4 separate regions of the Homo sapiens genome follow, and regions 2, 3 and 4 are each linked to region 1. The links are chromatin loops, found by intact Hi-C in ENCODE. Cell type or tissue: A673. All regions are shown on one strand.

Region 1 (5,000 bases):
AGCTAAATTTAACTTTTTTTTTTTTTTGAGACGGAGTCTCGCTCTGTCGCCCAGGCTGGAGTGCAGTGGCGGGATCTCGGCTCACTGCAAGCTCCGCCTCCCGGGTTCACGCCATTCTCCTGCCTCAGCCTCCCAAGTAGCTGGGACTACAGGCGCCCGCCACTACGCCCGGCTAATTTTTTGTATTTTTAGTAGAGACAGGGTTTCACCGTTTTAGCCGGGATGGTCTCGATCTCCTGACCTCGTGATCCGCCCCCCTCGGCCTCCCAAAGTGCTGGGATTACAGGCGTGAGCCACCGCGCCCGGCCTAAATTTAACTTTTAAAAAGTTATAAAAGAACTTAAAAATTCTGGTGCACCAACTAACCTTGGCCATTCCAGAAATAGATGTTCAAGAAAATAACATTAGGACATGCACTTGTTGATTCCTGGCAATTAGACTTTTTACACCTAAATTGTTTTAGTATTTCTGAATATAGCTGTCTAAGCCATTGGGAACATGATCTAAAAAACATAATGTATACAATTCAGACATTTTATTAAAAACGTCTCTTAGAAGAGCAATAATCTTGGATTATGTTTGACTATATATACTCTACTTTTGCCAATCTTTAAATTCATTACTCTATGAAATTTCTGTTGTTGTTACAGGCAGTTAATTTCTCTATACACTAAATGAAACTAAATTAGCTATCTGTTAACCTTTATCCCTATTAACCTTATCCCTATCAACCTTTACTGTTTTGCAGTTCCAAAAGAGTTTGCATTTGAAGCTCAACTTTAAATTTTCATTTACTTGATCATTCATTAATGCAGCCAACATTCACTGAGTACCTACTACTTGAAAATATTTTACTTTATCTTTGTATTTATTTGTTCATTCAGCCACTTATGTATTTGACAAACATCCACTGAACACCTTCTATCTTCAAATATACCCAGTGTTAGAAAAAGTGAAATATATAAGCTTACCCAGCATTTCCTTTTATGTGATTAAGTCAAAAATATTTATTGAGCCCCTCATATGTATATATACATATATATAACAATTAAAATATAGTTTCTGCTCTCAAGAAGCTTACAGTTGTATACAACATTATTAGAAAGTTAAAGAGAACTCATTTATTTATTCGACCAATTTTTATTGAGAGCCTAAAGATTCAGTTCCTGTTCAAGGTGCTAGAGATGTAGCAATGAAGAAAACAAAGCTACTGTTGTGGTGAAGGCTACAATCTGATAGAGAAGGCAGATGTTAAAAAAATAAATAACATAAATTCAGGAGGTAATTAATGCAATGAAGAAAAATAAAACAGGTTAAATGGATAGGCACTGACAGACAGGGGATATAGAATGATCAGGGAAGACTTCACTGAAGGGAACTCTATAAAGAGCACTGCAGGCAAAAGTAACAGCAAGTGCAAAGATGCTGAGGAGAGAGCATCCTTATCAAGCTGATGGATGTGGCTGATGCAGAATAAGCCAGGAGAGAATGCCAGAGAACTAGCCATGGTCAGATTATGTAGTGTCTTTTGGGCCATACCTAGGACTTCAGATTTTTTATTGTAGCCCCCCACTGTAATGTGAGCCAATTCCTTAAAAGTTCTCTTTCTCTTTGTATACAAACATATGTATATGTATATATGCCTATAGACATCTGTATCTCTCTCTGTGTAGATGTATATATGTCTATAGGCAGACACACACACATATATGTGTATACAAACAGATTTATACATAGAGAGAACTTTACATATATAAATGTATGTGTGTATATGTATGTGTGTATATGCCTATAGATATCTTTATATCCAGGAAGAGACATATATATATAGACACATGTAGATGTATATAACTGTATTGATTTATCTATCTGTATACCTACACACACACATATACACACACACACACACGTATATATGTTCATGTCTTTGGGTGTGGGATATCAGAAGCTCAGTTTGGACTATGTATGTGATATGAAAGTAGTATATACAGCAATTCTCCATTAGCTGGTAGTAGACTAGAAATATATTATCTATTGCCCAGTAGAATTTCCATTAGGATCCTTGCATTTTTCGTTTTCTTATAATCTAATTTTCTGCTTTTTATTTTTAAAAAGATAGTAGCTGCATCAAAGTAGTTTGTTTTGGTTTTTGTTTTTTGTGTCAAGGTTGACTATGGCGGATCATTCAGCAGATGTAAGTACGTGTTCACTTGAATTAAACAGCATTGTAAACAACTTCAAATTACTAAGTAAAGGTATTTATTTGAAACATAGAAATACTAAAAAAAATTAATGTCATGGGGAAAAATGCTGGTTTATTACAGAATATCAATATAACTGATGTAATGAATTTAAAACATTAAGCCAAATGACGTTGATTTATATTGCATTGCAGGTAAAATAGACAATCAAATGTACTCTGTCCATCCCAGTCTCAGTGTATCAATTAAAGCAACTCTTGGAGTCTACCAGTCACCATACAGTGGCTCTGTTCCAAACTATCAAAAAGGGAAGATTTTGTCAAGAGGAACTACTTGGCTACATTTTCCAAGCATCTATTGTTATCTATCTAAGCATTCGGTCTCTTCAGACGAAAAAACAGAAGGAAATTATTAAATGTTTGACAAGTTGATAATTTAGGATCACTGTATGTCACTGTATAAGAATTGCCTATTCTTACTCTATTCCCAATCTCTGAGGGAAGTGGCAATATGATTCTAGATTATTTAGAACAATAAAAATCTATACACGGAAGCTGCGTCTAAGAAACGAATATATAGTGCTTTGCACTCGACTGGCCCATTGTCAGCATCCCGCACTTGTTCTTTACCTAACTTGTGTGGCTTGCATATTGCAATCTGTATTACAATCCAGACGCGCTCTGCAGATTACAGATTGGATCCACAGAAAGCAGTTTGGATGGTTGAAATTCCCTCCACCAGAGGGCGACTCAGAGCTTTCCCCTGTAGCTCAGAGCTTTGTGGAAGGGGAACCCTGCTGCCTGTTCTTCCCCACAGCGACACTGACAAGTTGATCCAGCCGCGCTGGGCTCGAGCCTGTGCGGCAGGATGGAGCCAAGGGAGAGCGTGGTGCGGGGGCGTGGGGAAATCGGGTTGCCCCAGCCGTTACTGGTCCGCGCAGTCAGGGCATCCTCCGCATCCTCCACATCCTTCCATGGCTCTGAAGAATAAATTCAGTTGTTTATGGATCTTGGGTCTGTGTTTGGTAGCCACTACATCTTCCAAAATCCCATCCATCACTGACCCACACTTTATAGACAACTGCATAGAAGCCCACAACGAATGGCGTGGCAAAGTCAACCCTCCCGCGGCCGACATGAAATACATGGTGAGAAAGAACCAGGGCTGGGCTCTTAAATCCCTGACTCATCCTGAGGTATCTGGGTGATAAATTTCACGGACTTAACTTGTACTAATTCAATCCGGACTTTACATATATGCAGTTAAAAAGAAAAAAATTCACACCTTGGTTGGGCTGTCTCCTCCAGAGTCATAGGAGTGAACAAGAAAGGAAGACTTGAAGCTGTTCCTTGCCTCTTGCGGGGAAGGTGGGGATGCTGGAGCAGTGTTTGGAAGTTGCTTTGTTGCACCACTAAAGTTATAAGTACTGAACACAGGATTATTTTGTTTTCTTTCTTCCATTTTTTAGCTAGCAATTTCCACCCCCCACAACCAAGATACAAGATACCAAAGAAATAGCCCAGGAATGGAGATTCTCTTGTTCTCTTACTTATTTTTATATCATATGAATCCAAGATCAAAACAACACTTCATGTGTAGTATTATTTGAAAAAAATACAGTACTCTATTGAAGAATAAGCATAAAAAGCATTGGATTATTAAATAATCCATAGAATTTACAAAATTTTAAATACTTGACTATGAATTGTATGATTGGAAATTTCCCTTGCATTGTAACTTTTTCTTGTTTATAAATGCATCACTATGAGCATAAACGTTGATAGTATTAGTCTATTTTATGTGCTATGCAGATGTAGATACAGTATAACTCATATCTATTCCAGCTTTCTTCTTTTCTATCCAGTGGAAAACAAAAGTAATTATAAAATCACAACTCAGGCATTAAAATAAGTTCAAAACTGTACTAGTCTACTGTATAAGAAAATTATATTTTGATGGAGAAAGATTCAAATATGTATCAGAAATGAAACAAGAATAAACTAATCTCTTTAATGCAGAATTGTTAAGATATTTTAATATATAATGTTTACCAGCTTGGGGTTGTCCAAGGCATAAATTAACTAGAAATAAATCTTCAACGGAATTCAGAAATACTAATATTAGTATTAATATGGTTGATGCCTTTAGAGTTTTATTGTAAATGTATGATAAAAAAGAGTAAATGTGGGGTTAAATATAATAAATGTTCTTTATATTTCTTTTGTACTCATTGACTATTTAAAGCAAAATATGATAACAATGAATTGTGGAGTTTATAATAATGTAGAAACTAAACACATTATAACCAATGCATAAAAAATGAAGTGAAGTGTCAATAGAATTATTCTGCTGAAAGTTCCTTATATTGTTAAGAATCACAATAATATTTCTGGATGGACCGTGAGAAGTTAAGAATGCATATTTTAATATCTAGGATAACCATTAAAAATATACAAAGAAGTAGAGCTAAAAATCCAGTAAGTAGAATACTAAAGTCCTTGATTAATTTTTGGAAAACAGGAACAAGGAACAAAAGAACAAAGAGGGAATCATTTAAAAATAGCAAATGGTAGACTAAAACTTAACCATGTTAAAATTACATTAAATGCAAATGACTACTACATACTTTAATTAAAAATAAAGATTATCAGATTGGATTAATGCTTTTGTAACAGAAACATATCACAAATAGATTAAAGTAAAAAGATGGAAAAAATACATTATGCAAACTCTAAAATTAAGATAGAATAGCTATATTTATGGCTACTGAAGTAGATTTTAAGACAAGGAGAACTACCA
Region 2 (5,000 bases), 1.1 Mb after region 1:
AACCCAAAAATTAAAAAATCAGTAAGTTCAATATTAAAAGTATAAATTTATTTAAAGGTATCATAAACTGAAAAGGCACAAAATAAGATATTTGCAACACCCATAATTAACAAAAGGTTGGTACCTAGAATGTTCTTAAAAAAAAACTTCAATAAATCATTAGAAAAAGAACATCATAATAGCAAAATAGGGCAAAGACTTGAACAGTGATTCACAAAAGAAAAATGCAAATGGGCAATAAATGTATGAAAAGATGTTCATCCTTTTTTAGTAATGAGGCAAATACAAATCAAAATAATAAATATTTTATACTCAGTAAAATTAACAAAAATTAATGTCTGATAATACCAAATACTGATGAGGATGGGATCATCGAGATGTCTTAAGCACTGTTAATGGAGTATAAGTTGATACAAGCACTTTGGAAAACAATGTGAGCTTCTTATATAAAACTGAATACCCTGTGGGTCCAACAATTCCACTCTTGGATCTAGAAAAACTTTTACAGGTATATACCAAGAGACAAGAATAAGAATGTTCATAGCAACACTGTTCATAATAGCAAAAACCAAACAACATATTCATCAATTGAAAAATGAATTTTAATAAATTCTGGCATATCCATATAATGAAATAGTATATAGCACTAAAAAGGAATGATCTAGTTCTATAACAAACGACATGATTGAATATTAAAAGTAAAATGTTAATTACAGCCAGGCACAACGGCTTGCATCTATAATCCCAGCTACTCAGGAGGCTGAGGTGGGAGGATTGCTTGAGGCCAGGAGTTCAAGACCAGCCTAGACAACATAGCAAGACCTATCTCTAAAAGAAATAAAAATTAAAAAAAGTTAGCTGGGCGTGGTAGCTCACACTGTAATCCTAGCATAGCAGGCATCTGTAGTCCCAGCTACTAGGGAGGCTGAGGTGGGAGCATCACTTGAGCCCAGGTGTTCAAAGCTGCAGTAAGCTGTGATAACACCAATGCACCCTAGTGTGGGCAACAGAGCAAGACCCTGTCTCTTTAAAAAATTAAAAAAAAAAAAAAAAGGTAACTACAAACAGCAAGTCCTAGAAAATTATATAAACCATGACACCATTCTTTTAAAATTGAAAACCAAGCAAAATCTAGTGATACATACATGAGTAAAAAACAATAAAAAAAAGACTTTTTAAAAAGCAAAGAATAATAAAAAGAAAAAAATACAACCTAGTCATGCCCTCTTGGGGCAGGCTCAGGGATAAAAAAGCAGCAGAGGCCGGGCGCGGTGGCTCAAGCCTGTAATCCCAGCACTCTGGGAGGCCGAGGCTGGTGGATCACGAGGTCAGGAGATTGAGACCATCCTGGCTAACACGGTGAAACCTCGTCTCCACTAAAAAATACAAAAAAAAAAAAAATTAGCTGGGCGTGTTGGTGGGCACCTGTAGTCCCAGCTACTTCGGAGGCTGAGGCAAGAGAATGGCGTGAACCCGGGAGGCGGAGCTTGCAGTGAGCCGAGATTGCACCACTGCACTCCAGTCTGGGCGACAGAGCGAGACTCTATCTAAAAAAAAAAAAAGCAGCAGAAAGACCTAAGGTACATGGAAGATTCTAGTTCTTAAGCTGAGTGATAGCTCAATAAGGGCTCATTGTATAATTATGCTCTCATTTACATATGACACATATTCTTTTGTATGTATCAGACAGAACATTTAATGCTAATTTAAAATACTTTATAAGAACCACTAGCAGAATTAATGTAGGTTTTAGCATTCTGTCAGTAAAACATAGGTGTCCATGTCTTGAATAACTTTAAAACAGCCTGAACTGTAAAGTTAGCTCTATTCACCCTTTCTAATCCATTTTCGATGGAAGTATTACTACATGATTTTGATAGCCGTGAAGTAACAAGAATATGCAGAAACAGCAGTATACAGAGTGCACCTCTTTACCAAAAAAACCAGAAAGCCCATGTTTCTATTTATTTTCCCTCACCCCATTCACAAGCATTAACAACTATACAGACAAAAGAGGCTAGGGAATATAAAAATCATTATGATTTCCTACATCAGTTACATAATAGTAGACTATTCAAACATAAGTTTAAGAGGGACAGTGACTTTTTTTCTGTATCCCTTGGCATATAACTGATACTCACTAAATACTCTCTAAATGACTGAATAGATATTTGGCAAATGAATCACTGTGTGACTCCAGTGCAGTTTCACCGTCTCACCTACCAAAGATAACATTACAGTGCCCTCTGCTGTTTCTACTTCAAGTGGAAGTAAAGCAACCTGCTTTGCTACTCACATTACTCATCTTTAGTAGAAATCACACTGAAATAGTTAATATAATTAACATATCTGCTGCATCTAAGGAGAACATGAATCAAAAACATTTTTACCTTCTGAATTCAACTCATCAATATAAAATTTGAAGAATTTTACAAGTTTCAAAGTTTGCCTTTAATCTAAGTGGAAGCTAAAATAAGATGAAGTAATTTTTTAAAGTCATAAATAATAATCTGTATGTAAATCCTATATCTCCTTTTCTTCTAAGGTATACATTTCTTAAATACTCCAATAATTTAAATGTCAGTATAGATCACGTACTTTTTTCATTCTATAGTACATGATACTAATCAAGTACCAAGAAATTACAGCTGACGTTTAAGCAGTCAAAAATGTGTATTTAGGGACTGGGAGTGGTAGCTCACACCTGTAATCCCAGCACTTTGGGAGGCAGGCAGATTATTTGAGGTCAGGAGTTTGAGACTAGCCTGGCCAACACGGTGAAACCCCATCTCTACTAAAAATACAAAATTGGCTGGGCATGGTGGTGCACGCCTGTAATCCCAGCTACTCAGGAGGCTGAGGCAGCCCAGGTTGTGTCCTTGCACTAGGTGACAGAGCAAGACTCCGTGTCAAAAAAAAAAAGTGCATTTAACTTTTGACCCTCCAAAAACTTAAGTACTAATAGCCTACTGTTTGCTGTTGACTGGAAGCCTTATACATAATACGAAGAGTCAACACATATTGTATATGTTGTATGTATTACATATTGTATTATGTAATACAATATATACATAAGCTAAAGAAAATGTTATTAAGAAAATCATAAGAGAAAATACAATTACAGTACTATACCATATTTATTGATACCATAAGTTTATGCCATCTGTTTACAAGATGAATCATCAGTTTGAAATAGCAGCAACCACAGCTGCAGACCTCAATCTAGAGCTAAATATTAAGCAATTAAACTTTTTCTTGTAATGTCATGGCCTTTGTCTGCTTCTTGGGAGCAACCGAAGCATCAACAGTGGTACTTCACATGGGTCCCATAGCGTTATTCAAGGTTTACAATATTGCACGAAACATGATGAAAATAGGCAAGAATGATGAGAAATGACTTTTTAAAGCAATATGCAATTTACTGGAGCAAATAACTTCATACAGAGATGATTAGCATCACACAGCATTTTAAGCAGATATTCGCAACACCTGAGCTCATAGTAATAACAGGAAGTGGTTAGAAAATTATTACAGTAGTACGGTATGTACTAGTTAATGTTATGTAGTTACGATTTAATATTGTATCTTTATGTTTGTTTACATTTTTCTCAACTGGGAATGGCAACGTGTACGGTGTGTGTGAAAAGTTTTGATAAATTTTTACTTATGTAATAGATTTGTGTATATTTTAAAGTAGTAAGAAAATAAACTAGTACCTACATATATTTTATGCATTCATGATATACCTAACCTTTCCTTTATTTTTTCTATGTTTCTAAGGTACAGTTCATCTGTGAGTTTTAAATTGTCACAAACCTCAGAAAAATTTTCCAATATATTTATTTTTAAAAATACACATAGAAGTGGACTCGTGTAGTTAAAAGTTGTCTTGTTCAAGGGTCAACTGTACTTCACTTTAAAAGATATATGGTCTCTAACAAATGATTATACAGACCCAGCCTTTTAATACTTGGCAGAGTACATGATAAAGTCATCTCTAATATTATGTTGTATATTTTTATTTATATATATGCTTGAAATATATAACCTTAAGTAAATTTCTTCTATTCGAAGTAAAAAAGATCTCCATTTGTAAAAACCCAGTTCCTAAGATAAAATATTTCAGTTAATATTTAAAATGCTATTCTATTTATAAAGCTCAGCAGTGCCATTCAGTTCACCTGAGTCCATGTCTAAATATATGAGGTAATTAAAGAAACTGAAGAATCCATTGAAATTAAATGCCAAGTAAGTATCACAAGGCTGAACAACAAAACATAAAAATATTTTGAAGCTTGGTGCAGTGGCTCACACCTGCAATGTCAGCATTTTGGGAAGCCAAGGCAGGAGGATCGGATCGCTTGAGTCCAGGAGTTTAAGACCAGCCTCGGCAATGTAGGAAAACCCTGTGTCTACAAAAAATAAAAATAAAAAAAATTTAGCTGGGCACACGCTTGTAGTCCCAGCTACTCAGGAGGCTGAGGTGGGAAGATCGCTTGAGTCTAGGAGAAGTTGTGGCTGCAGTAAGCTGTGATTGTGCCACTGCACTCCAGCCTGGGTGTCAGAGTAAAACCCTGTCTCAAGAAAATCAAAAACAACATTTTGAGATTTGTGTTCTTTTTTCTATTTTTAAGATTTCTACCTCCTAATGATGATTGTATAATAAATAATATTTATAAAATATTTTGAGTTATTGCATTTAAGAATGAAAAAAGGGCTAGGCACGGTGGCTCACACCTGTAATCCCAACACTCTGGGAGGCCAAGGCAGGAGGATCACTTGAGACCAGGAGTTCAAGACCAGCCTGGGCAACATAGTGAGACCACATCTTTACAAAAAATTTCAAAAATTAATTGGGTGTGGTGGCACAAGCCTGGAGTCCTAGCTACTCAGGTGGCAGGAAGATCCCTTGAGCCCAGAAGTTCAAGGTTGCATGAGTTATGGTCGTGCTACTGTACTCCAGCCTGGGTGACAGAGTGAGTCCCCTGTCTCTAAAAAAT
Region 3 (5,000 bases), 650 kb before region 1:
ATTCCCAGTGCTCAAACACAAACACAGAGCACTATATTAGTGTTTGGTATACAGCAGTGACAAAATAGATGGTCTCTGCCCTCCTGGAGCTTATAGGCAAGAGAGTGAGTGACAGTAAACATTTGAAGTCACAAATTAGAAAGAGTTCTTGCACATTACAGAGTGTGGAAAGGTGTCTCTGAGGTATCCAGCATTTTTCTGTGATAGAAAGCTATCATTTGATTTCCTACCACAACAAAGAAACAACAAATAGCACAAGCCAAATCAAAAGGCCTTTCTTTTTACTTCTCTCATCCCTTCTTCTAACACTGTCCTGTAGAAGTCAACAGTAGAACAGCTGATGGGAAAGGAAATCAAATAATGAGAGCAAATGAGAAAAAAAAATTTCCAGGGCCTGCCTTTTGCTCTCCCTGTTGAGTCCAGGGCCACAAGTAAAGGCTGAGTTGTCATTCTCTTTTCCTTTAAAGCCCTTTTCAATATGAAGTTCTATGATTCTATGATTCCCAGTGATTATGGGGAAGAAACACTGAAGTAGGCGAGAGAGTAGGTTTTAACTCAGATTAGTTTATACGTTGTGGTACATTTTTAAACTGGACAATTCTAATTGAATTCTAATGTTAATAGCCCCATATTACCAGAGAATTATGGATTTCCCCAAAATGTTGCTAAGAGGTTGGGCATGGAGATCCGGGAGAGTGAGTGTGTAGGTAGTGGTAGGAGAGGACAAAACAGTAGTATTCTTCTGATTTTGCCTCCCACATTTGGCATATTCAATAAATAACTTACAGCTGTCTTTCTCTGTGACTCCGTTACAAATTTCTTAACAGCACGTAGGAGTTTAATATATAACAGTGCCTAACACAATGCTTAGCATCTCATTCGTTAGTAATTCCAATGCACTGAAAAAGGAAATGAATGTGTTGAATGTATTTTAGAGCTTCAGAATCTCCTCTCTCTCCTGTTTCTCCTCTTTTCTTACAACTGTTTTCCATATGCCACCCTTTAAGGCTACAGATCTCTATCATCACATAATAATCACCTGTAAACCAGAATCAGTATCTAATAGGCCTAGAGTAGTTTCAGATTTGATTGTCTGAAATTGAATCAGAATCTATATCTAATAGGTCTAGAGTAGTTTCAGATTTGATTATTAGAAATTGAAATCCTGTGCATTTATTTTGTGTAATACACCAGTTACAATGCCTTGAGACCCCTGCTACTAGGTTCCTATTAGATTCTTCCTTAAAGTTTCCCTATTGGGGGAACCTACCCCCAGTAGTCACATAGGTTCTTTTCTATTTTTCCCTAAGTGTCAGCTGGTCTGAGAAATAAAGGGACAGAGTATAAAAGAGAGAAATTTTAAAGCTGGGTGTCCGGGGGAGACATCACATGTTGGCAGGTTCCGTGATGCTCCCTAAGCCATAAAACCAGCAAGTTTTTAATTAGCAATTTTCAAAAGGGGAGGGAGTGTACGAATAGTGTGTGGGTCACAGAGATCATATGCTTCACAAGGTAATAAAATATCACAAGGCAAATGGAGGCAGGGCAAGATCACAGGACCACAGGACCGGGGCAAAATTAAAATTGCTAATGAAGTTTCGGGCACACATTGTCATTGATAACATCTTATCAGGAGACAGAGTTTGAGAGCAGACAACCAGTCTGACCAAAATTTATTAGGCGGGAATTTCCTCGTCTTTATAAGCCTGGAAGTGCTACGGGAGACTGGGGCTTATTTCATCCCTACAGCTTCAACCGTAAAAGATGGCTGCCCCCGAAGCGGCCATTTCAGAGGCCTACTCTCAGGGACACATTCTCTTTCTCAGGGATGTTCCTTGCTGAGAAAAAGAATTCAGCGATATTTCTCCCATTTGCTTTTGAAAGAAGAGAAATATGGCTCTGTTCCACCCGGCTCACTAGCAGTCAGAGTTTAAGGTTATCTCTCTTGTTCCCTGAACATCGCTGTTATCCTGTTCTTTTTTCAAGGTTCCCAGATTTCATATTGTTCAAACACACATGCTCTACAAATAATTTGTGCAGTTAATGCAATCATCACAGGGTCCTGAGGTGACATACATCCTCCTCAGCTTATGAAGATGATGGGATTAAGAAATTAAAGTAAAGACAGGCATAGGAAATCACAAGGGTATTGATTGGGGAAGTGATAAGTGTCCATGAAATCTTCACAATTTATGTTCAGAGATTGCAGTAAAGACAGGTGTAAGAAATTATTAAAGTATTAATTTGGGGAACTAATAAATGTCCATTAAATCTTCACAATCCACATCCTTCTACCATGGCTTCAGCCACTCCCTCTGTTCGGGGTCCCTGACTTCCTGCAGCATTTCCCCATCAATTTTTGAGTTCTCCTGGGTACTGCACCAAATTGACTTTAAGAACAAATCCTTTTTTATTCTCCACTCTCCTTGCTGCTTCCTTCTCTGCCTGTGACCCTCGCAAGGCCACCTCTCTGCTTCATTTTAATGTTCTTAACTCTTATTCTCACTTCCACAGTAGGCAGAAAGAAGCTGTTTTCCTTAAAATATAATCTATCTAAACTGAGATAAAGTATAAATGATGAAGAGTATTTATTTTAACTAATAAAAGAAAAATCTAAAATCCATTAAAAAAAAGGTGTGGATATTCTACTCAAGGACTTCATTATATTTTGTATGTAAACTGATACACTTTTCAGAAGATAAAGAAAATAAAGATTTTCATTAGTATTATTTTAGTATTACTTTATATTTTTGCTCTAACATTAATTTGTGTGAGCCTTGTGATGCAAATCTATGTTCACCTGTTTAATAGTTTTGTTAGCCTTCTTTTTGCACTTACAAAAAGCTTTAATTCACTTGATTTTTTTGGTGGTGGAATTGGCATACTCAAGCAATATCAGCAGCAAATCATCACTAGATGGCAGCATAACTCAATTCTTAAATACATTTCTACTGGTAATTTTTTTCTTATTAACTGGCATTTGTTTCAAAAACTTAAATGACGAAAACATTATACTGAAATAATATGTTAGTTGGTCTTAAATATTAGTTGCAAATAATCACACACAATCTTGAGAATAGGGCCAATGCATTTGTTTTACTCCAAGTAAAGAAGGCAATAGCTGTTTTAACTCTTGAAGTACATTATGTAATACTGAAGCCTAACAAGATACAGACTGAAATGCATGAATTTTGGAATCTGATACAACTGAATTTAAAACTGGCTCTGCTCTTTCCCTGTCGTAAAAATTATAAAATTTATTATCGTTGCTATTTTATCTATCCACCTCAGTTCTCAAATAATCTCTTCATAATTAGAACCTTTTGAAGCAGCATTTTCATGGGTGCATTTTAAGATTCTTTAATGTAAAATGTGAATTCTTTATTGATCTGTTCTACAATAATTAAATTTCTATAGTATCTACCATTTGTAGTATAAAAATTGAATTTCAATAATTCTAGCTTCATTATTTTATAAATGCATCATGTGAGTAAATAGTATTCTTCCACTTTATAAATGTACTTTGTTTAATTTGTCTCTCTCTCAATGCTCAGGCTAAAATGACCACACACTAGATGCTAGATAAATGCCTGTTACCCTGATTTGAAAGCGATCACTCACTGTGAAAGTGATTAATTTATTCAAGAATACCACCTCTTTACTGAATGAATAAACAGAGACTCAAGATTTTAATAGACTTTCATAAGGTCATGCAATTTGTTGAGGCAGAGCCAAGATTAGAAACAAATTATCTTCCTAATATACCACATACTGGCTCTTGTTTTGTTCATGATCATCCACCATGACCCCTAGAAACTTTAGACATAATTATTCCCTCCTTCATCCTTGCCCACAAAACTTAATCACAGATTCATGTCAAATCTATCTCCAAAAGCCTCTTGAATCCATCGCATTTTATTCATCCACATTTCCAATCTTTAGTGAGAACCTTTATTAAGTCACCTGTATAATTATGTTAGTATCTGAAATGATCTCCTGTTCCAGCCAGGGATTTCTACCATCTTACTATTTTCCTCCTTGAAATATTCTAGTTCACTTTGATGTAAATGGGAGTGTAAATCAGTGTGCTCTCAAGAGCATATTATTTTTAGTTCTCAAAATTTGTAAGAAGTGACCCACATCCTTACAATAAAGATAATGTGTTAATCTCAATATTTAAATGTCCTGGGGACTAAGTGGACACATCTCTTCATCTCATTAGAGATGTTTTATGTAACTAAAAATTTAAAAAATTGAAAAAGTAAGGAAGAAGAAGGAAAGTCGAGCTGCTTTTGTCTTCCTTTTGGCTTCCTTTTCTGCATCATTGAAACTTTAGGAGAAAGTTAGAAAACTCTTCTTTCACTGCACTGATACCTCTTGCTGAATCTAGTCAGAGATTGTGCCTCCCAGATGACAAGGGAGACAAAAGTGGAGTGATACATTTCATCCCGGGTATTATGCAGGTTCCCAATAAAACAAACAAAAAAAGGAAAACAATAAGTGGTCATCTCATCTAAAGACAGCAAAATCTTTCTAAATGAAAGCTTAGGATAATTGAGCTATAACACATGTCAAAATGAAAATTGCACCAAAGTCAAACAGGCCAGGAAGATTTTATTCAAGATGATTGTAATAGGAGAGAGAGGCCAGAACTCAGTTGGAACTCAACTCCAGTGAAACCCAGGGCTGGAGAGTTTTTAGGAGCTGAGGTTGAGGCTGCTGAGGTTGGGGGAGCTGAGGCGGGCTGCCCTTTGTCGGCTAATTGGCATTACCTCAGGGAAAAGCAAACTCTCTCATATTTTTATGACAGGAGGTACTTTTGCAACTTGGAACAAGGGGCCTTGCCTCCAAAGTTAGGCTCCTGCTTTCCCACAGAAGCTGGGAGACAGAGACACTATCTCTTTTGGTGATTATGGTTCAAAGAGGTGGCTCCCAGGTTCTTAGGAAAAACATTCCTGAATTGTGTAACTGGCAAGAGGCTTTTAAAAATACATTTCCGA
Region 4 (5,000 bases), 170 kb after region 1:
ATCCAAAGATAAAACTTTCTCTAACTTAATTTGGTAGCCACGTTGCAAGGAAGAAGTCAAGTTTTTAGACTGATCCAAGTTTTAGAGCTTTGCTGAGAAGGTGGGACAGAAGTAAAAAGGGGCATGAATCAAAACAATGATGTGCAAGAACAAAATGGAAACTGGTCATGGTGGGAAAGGAAATGAAGCAGAAGACACCTGACAAAAGGAATCATAACTTAGAAAAACGGTGGGTGTTACAATTTACAATTTAAGATTTCAGAACAAGAACAACCATAGAGCACACAGTCACAATAATGTTGCCAAATCAGAGAAAAGAGTATTGCAGACTAAACGAACTTTTATCCATGGAACATTTACAGTGGCTACAGGGTCACAAACCTCCTGGATGCAGTTTATAATCAATGTGAACGCCCCACTGCACACCCCCATGCACTCAGCTCAAAATATGCCTATTTATATTTACCCTCAGTTTCTTATAGCTCTGCACACACACACACAATATATATATATACACATATCCCACCTGAAATACTTTCAATAAAGTTTCTGACCAAATACATTAAAATAGATTCTCCTTCATATGAAGTTCTACATTTAGTACTAACCTGACTTTCTGGTTGTGGTGGTGGGAATGGCGTATATTCTTTCTTAACAGTTTTTTTCTTTGGTTCCTTGCGTTTATTCACATTTTTGTGTTTGAACTGTGGCAAAAATCTCTCCCAACTTTGTGATCGTAATTCAGAATCTTTTGCCAACTCTCTCTTAATCATTAAGCTCTTTAGTCATGCAACAAAGTAAAAATTTTTACTTTCCAAAGTCACACATTTGTCAGACTCAGACATTATAAATATTGCTTCTATAAATAATAAAAGAAACAGTTCCTAGTTTCTTTGGTGAAATTAAACCAATTACATAAGCAAAAAGGTAGGTTATCACAAACATGTATAATTATTAGAAAACCATTAGAAATTTAATTACAAAATGCAGAATTGTTAAAATGAGACAAAAATAAAACTGAATTTTCAACCATTATTTCATTAAAACATTTAAAATGCCACTTATAAAAGCAGGGAGGGCTCTTAATTAGCTGATGTTCCCTGCAAGCAGGAAGTTTTCAGTAGCAACTGAAATATCACAGAAAAAGACAAAAGTAAACTTTCTCACGATTACAGAAAACCAGTATTTTCACATTTCCCTATTCCATTTAAATTTCAGACCATGGAACATCAGAGGATGCAAACCAGGGATCAGACACATAGTTTTGTTTTTGTCTGCAATATCCCAATATCCCAATGTAACTCAAAATCACTTTCCCCCAATCTAACAGTGACTTTATAACTTAAGTTCATCAAATTTAAGTGGATTGCTCAACAAACCCATCATAAAATAGTTCTATATACCATGGTTACATTTCCAAGAATAATCAAACTTTGTGCACACAGGGATATAACAGTTCTCTCTCAAAGGAGCTACAATTTGAGTGTTAAATTCATAAAAAGGTTTTAACGCAACATGAGATGTTCCAGATTTTAATAGAAAAAGGCAGATTTCCGAAAGATCATATCCTTAAATACATGGGTTCATAATCTAAGAAAACTGGATTGATATGATCTACAACAGATTCTGTGAAGCTTACTTTCATTGATTACAACTATATAACATATTACAGTATCCCCTTCAGTAGTTTTCACACTGTGCTCCACAGAGAGCTTCTAAGAAGTACCTACAAAACTGGGGTAGAATTAAGTAGGCTGAAGTCTACCCCTAATTTACCCAAAATAGCTCTGCTTTATCTGTTTGTGCATTAGAATTTCATAAAACATTTAATTTCAAGAAAGGTTTCTGTAGCTAAAAGAAGTATGATAATCACTGGTACAGTTATATATAATTACCACTCACTTTAATGTTATAAATTGGATGAATATTCTTCATAGTATCAAGGACTACTTTTCTAACCTGAAATTTGCAAAGAAAAATGAATTAGTCACAAGGATTTTAATGAGCTATGGAGAAGAGGATTAATACTGCAAAAATCAGGTAATGGGTACCAAATTAAATAATGTAATTAAATAATTAAGTAGTTCCTTCAACTGCTCTGAGTGGCTTCTCCATCTTTCATAAAGGCAGTCAATCTCCCTTGAATACAATACAGTTTCTCAATTACTGCTAAAATGTAGCACAGAGAACTAATACAACACTCTAAAGCAATGTGATTTAGGAGGAAGAGGGCTGGAATACAAGGACTGCCACTGCATACAGGAAAATCACTTTCCTGTTCCAGCTTTCTCATTTGTAATATAAGATAAAACCATATACCTCAAGACTCTCTTGTAAGAATTGTATTCAATATACTTAATTATTGCTCCATGAGAAAAGAGCAGACAATTTATGACAAAAAAGGCCAATAGGATTACTATTAAAGGCCCTGGAAAGGAAGCACAACCTCACAAGCCAGATCCAGACAGTAATAGTACCAAAAGGAGTTAACAGAAACAGCATTTGCTCCACAGATTTCCTCACCACATGTAATTTGAGAAGTTAAAGAAAATGTTCATGAAAAGTTATTAAACATTATACTAAAATTCAAACAAAAGAAACTACATCTTGAAGAAAAGTTTTCAGAGTGTGACCTCTACTGGCTGTATACACTACTGCAAATAACTGGATTTTTGCTCAATTTTCCCGTCATTTGGACATATGTAACTATACCATGTTCATACATGCTACAGACTGAAGATCTTAATGCTCATTTAAATTTTATAGTGGGAGGAGTAATAGTGTGCAGACCATCTAATTCAGAAATGGATGTCTCCATAGTTGCCAAGGTTGGCCAAAACATGTTAGGGTCCAGATATGATGATTCCCTTGAATTATATGACATAAAAAGTATTTACTAATGGGAAATCAAAGCACATTCTAAAGAAATAAAATTATAAAGCATTATCCAATAAACTATATTATAACCAAATTATTTGTTCTCTGCTGAAAATGAATCGAAGATAATACATAGTTCTCACCTCTTTTAAGCCACTAAAAGGTCCAATGGCTGAAACTGTGTTTCCCTGAACCATAATGTAACAATTAGTTAAGAGTTCCAATGCCTGTATCAAGAGATCAAGTTAAAATTCATTACTCTGAAAAAGTATTAAGGAAGAGACTCAAGTTTTCCACTAATTAAAAAATACCTTCAATGTAGATCCTTTGGGACCAATAAGCCGTTGTCTTCGTTTTACAAATCTCTCTTTATTCCTTACTAAAGAACCTATTTTAATGATGTCACATGCAACATCATCCTGAAGAATTCGTACTGCCTTTTGCAAAAAAAAAAAAAAAAAGAAGACATTATCAACATTTTTTACAATTACATTCATTTTCCAGGCCCACGCTATTGTTACCTAAGCACAAATATGAAAACTTGATGGTGGGATGTTATAGGTTAACACTGATGCAAACAAAGCAAAGTCTCTGTAATTCTAGATTTACCTGTTCAAATGAAACACTCCTTGCTAACAGTTTTATCAGATCTCTGGCCCTAATGATGATATATGGATCAAAAGTCTTCTTTGTAGTACAAACAGTCATGCTGCCTTCGATCAGGTCCAGGGTTGCATTAACATGCTACAGAAGGAAAGAGCAAACAAGCAGTTGTCTAAAAATGAGTTTTTTTAGATAATTATAAAGCCTCTCCTAACCAACCTATTAATTTCTGTCACCTCTCAATTCCTATCAATTACTTCCCTGAAGAAGCTAGGTAGTTAAGTATAAATAATGAATACTCAATTACTTTCACACTTTACAGACTATAAGAAACTGGAGCAATTGAAACCATTTACCCTTGGTTTTAGAATACTTTGTACCCACTGGAATATAGATTGCCTCTAATTTAAAAATTATAAATCAAACAAATGAGGTCATACTTAAAATCTGACTAAGGTAAAAATGTAAAGCTGTACAGCTTCCCTATTCTGGACCCAGCTCCAGTCTACCATCTGCTCCATTGGGTAAGAATTGACTTTCCCTTTCAAACTTTTTTCGAGCTAATTAGGGGACTAAATACAAAGTAAAAGCAAATTATCATAGTTTCAGAAAAAAGCAATGATTAGAAAACTTAAGCATTAACTTTCAACAGGAAAAAACAGATTTCAACAAAGCGAATTAAAATGCTATTTTCTCACTTGTGAGCATAATCTCAAGAATATTTCAACATAGTTAAGTGCTGAACAATTCAACATATGGTTGAGTCTCTATGAGTTTACAAAAAAAAAATGAGCTCAATCCCAGATGCAGCTACAAAACACAACCTGCAGCTTGCTGAGCCACCTTCACCCACAATGGCACAACCAACTCCAGAGCAGTCCCACAGTTAGAAACACATTTTATATCACAACCTAATACATATACACACACACACAAACAAAGCCAATATCAAAAAAAGATACTTTTACCATGTGATATGTCATTTTCTAAAGGCTCATTATAGCCATTAAATTGACTTCTCAATACACTAATGGGTTTCAATCCCCAGTTTGAAAAAAAAAATGCAGTTATCTAGGGGCATAGCATCAGCAATAAACAAGGAAAAGTTGGACACATCCACATCTTCCATTTAAGATGAAAGGTAATCAATTAGAAACATGACTCAGCTCAGACTGGGACAGATACATGACAACTATCATGGCCTGGAGCAGGCATACTGAAATTGGGACTTCACAGGTGAATTTCAGACAGTTGTGAAGCTCCTAAAATATTAAAGGTATGTAAATTTTTCAAAGTAATTTATTACTCATAAAATTAAAACAAATGAACATTAGGTAAGAAGAAAACTTACTTAAATAGTTTAGAATACCAAAGGAACCAAAGTAACCAGCTATGTTAGCACCATTAAAAAAAAAAAAAAAGCATTAGCATACATACATTTAAAGGCATAAGCAAGAGCAAAGTCTCAAATAAATGTATTGATATAAGATACACATACATGTTCATTTAAGGCTTTCTGC

Evidence for each region. Hi-C counts contacts between places; a loop is a spot of excess contacts. Peaks named below come from ENCODE experiments on the same cell type or tissue, not always from the same donor. Only the 100,000 strongest peaks of a DNase experiment are listed, where the experiment ranks them.
Region 2: it touches region 1 in a loop (4-fold over the local background); 6 of 110 quality-filtered maps call a loop at or near these places.
Region 3: a loop joins it to region 1, with 3 times the contacts of the local background. A loop is called at or near these places in 3 of 110 quality-filtered maps.
Region 4: it touches region 1 in a loop (5-fold over the local background); 66 of 110 quality-filtered maps call a loop at or near these places.

The regions. Positions count from the first base shown.
Region 1 is chr12:75,331,555-75,336,554 of GRCh38, forward strand. GLIPR1L1 (GLIPR1 like 1) reads left to right here and starts at 3,116. Exons shown (of 6, transcript NM_001304964.2): 1 at 3,116-3,348. The coding sequence starts at 3,175. It also overlaps a transcript of CAPS2 not described here. RefSeq lists a silencer at 2,853-2,962. In A673, a CTCF peak has its summit at 2,937 (motif pointing right); a DNase peak (open chromatin) is centred at 2,977.
Region 2 is chr12:76,453,693-76,458,692 of GRCh38, forward strand. The region is part of intron 3 of OSBPL8 (oxysterol binding protein like 8); the gene reads right to left. Among named protein-coding and RNA genes, the nearest start is that of OSBPL8, 100 kb to the right of the region's middle. In A673, a CTCF peak has its summit at 2,264 (motif pointing left); a DNase peak (open chromatin) is centred at 2,219.
Region 3 is chr12:74,686,341-74,691,340 of GRCh38, forward strand. No RefSeq gene overlaps it. Among named protein-coding and RNA genes, the nearest start is that of ATXN7L3B, 150 kb to the left of the region's middle. In A673, a CTCF peak has its summit at 2,922 (motif pointing right); a DNase peak (open chromatin) is centred at 2,921.
Region 4 is chr12:75,503,296-75,508,295 of GRCh38, forward strand. GLIPR1 (GLI pathogenesis related 1) reads left to right here. Exons shown (of 6, transcript NM_006851.3): 6 at 1-568. KRR1 (KRR1 small subunit processome component) reads right to left here. Exons shown (of 10, transcript NM_007043.7): 2 at 4,979-5,000; 3 at 3,487-3,621; 4 at 3,189-3,314; 5 at 3,021-3,104; 6 at 1,903-1,959; 7 at 609-779. Among named protein-coding and RNA genes, the nearest start is that of KRR1, 5.8 kb to the right of the region's middle. In A673, a CTCF peak has its summit at 2,623 (motif pointing left); no DNase peak of the experiment used is centred here.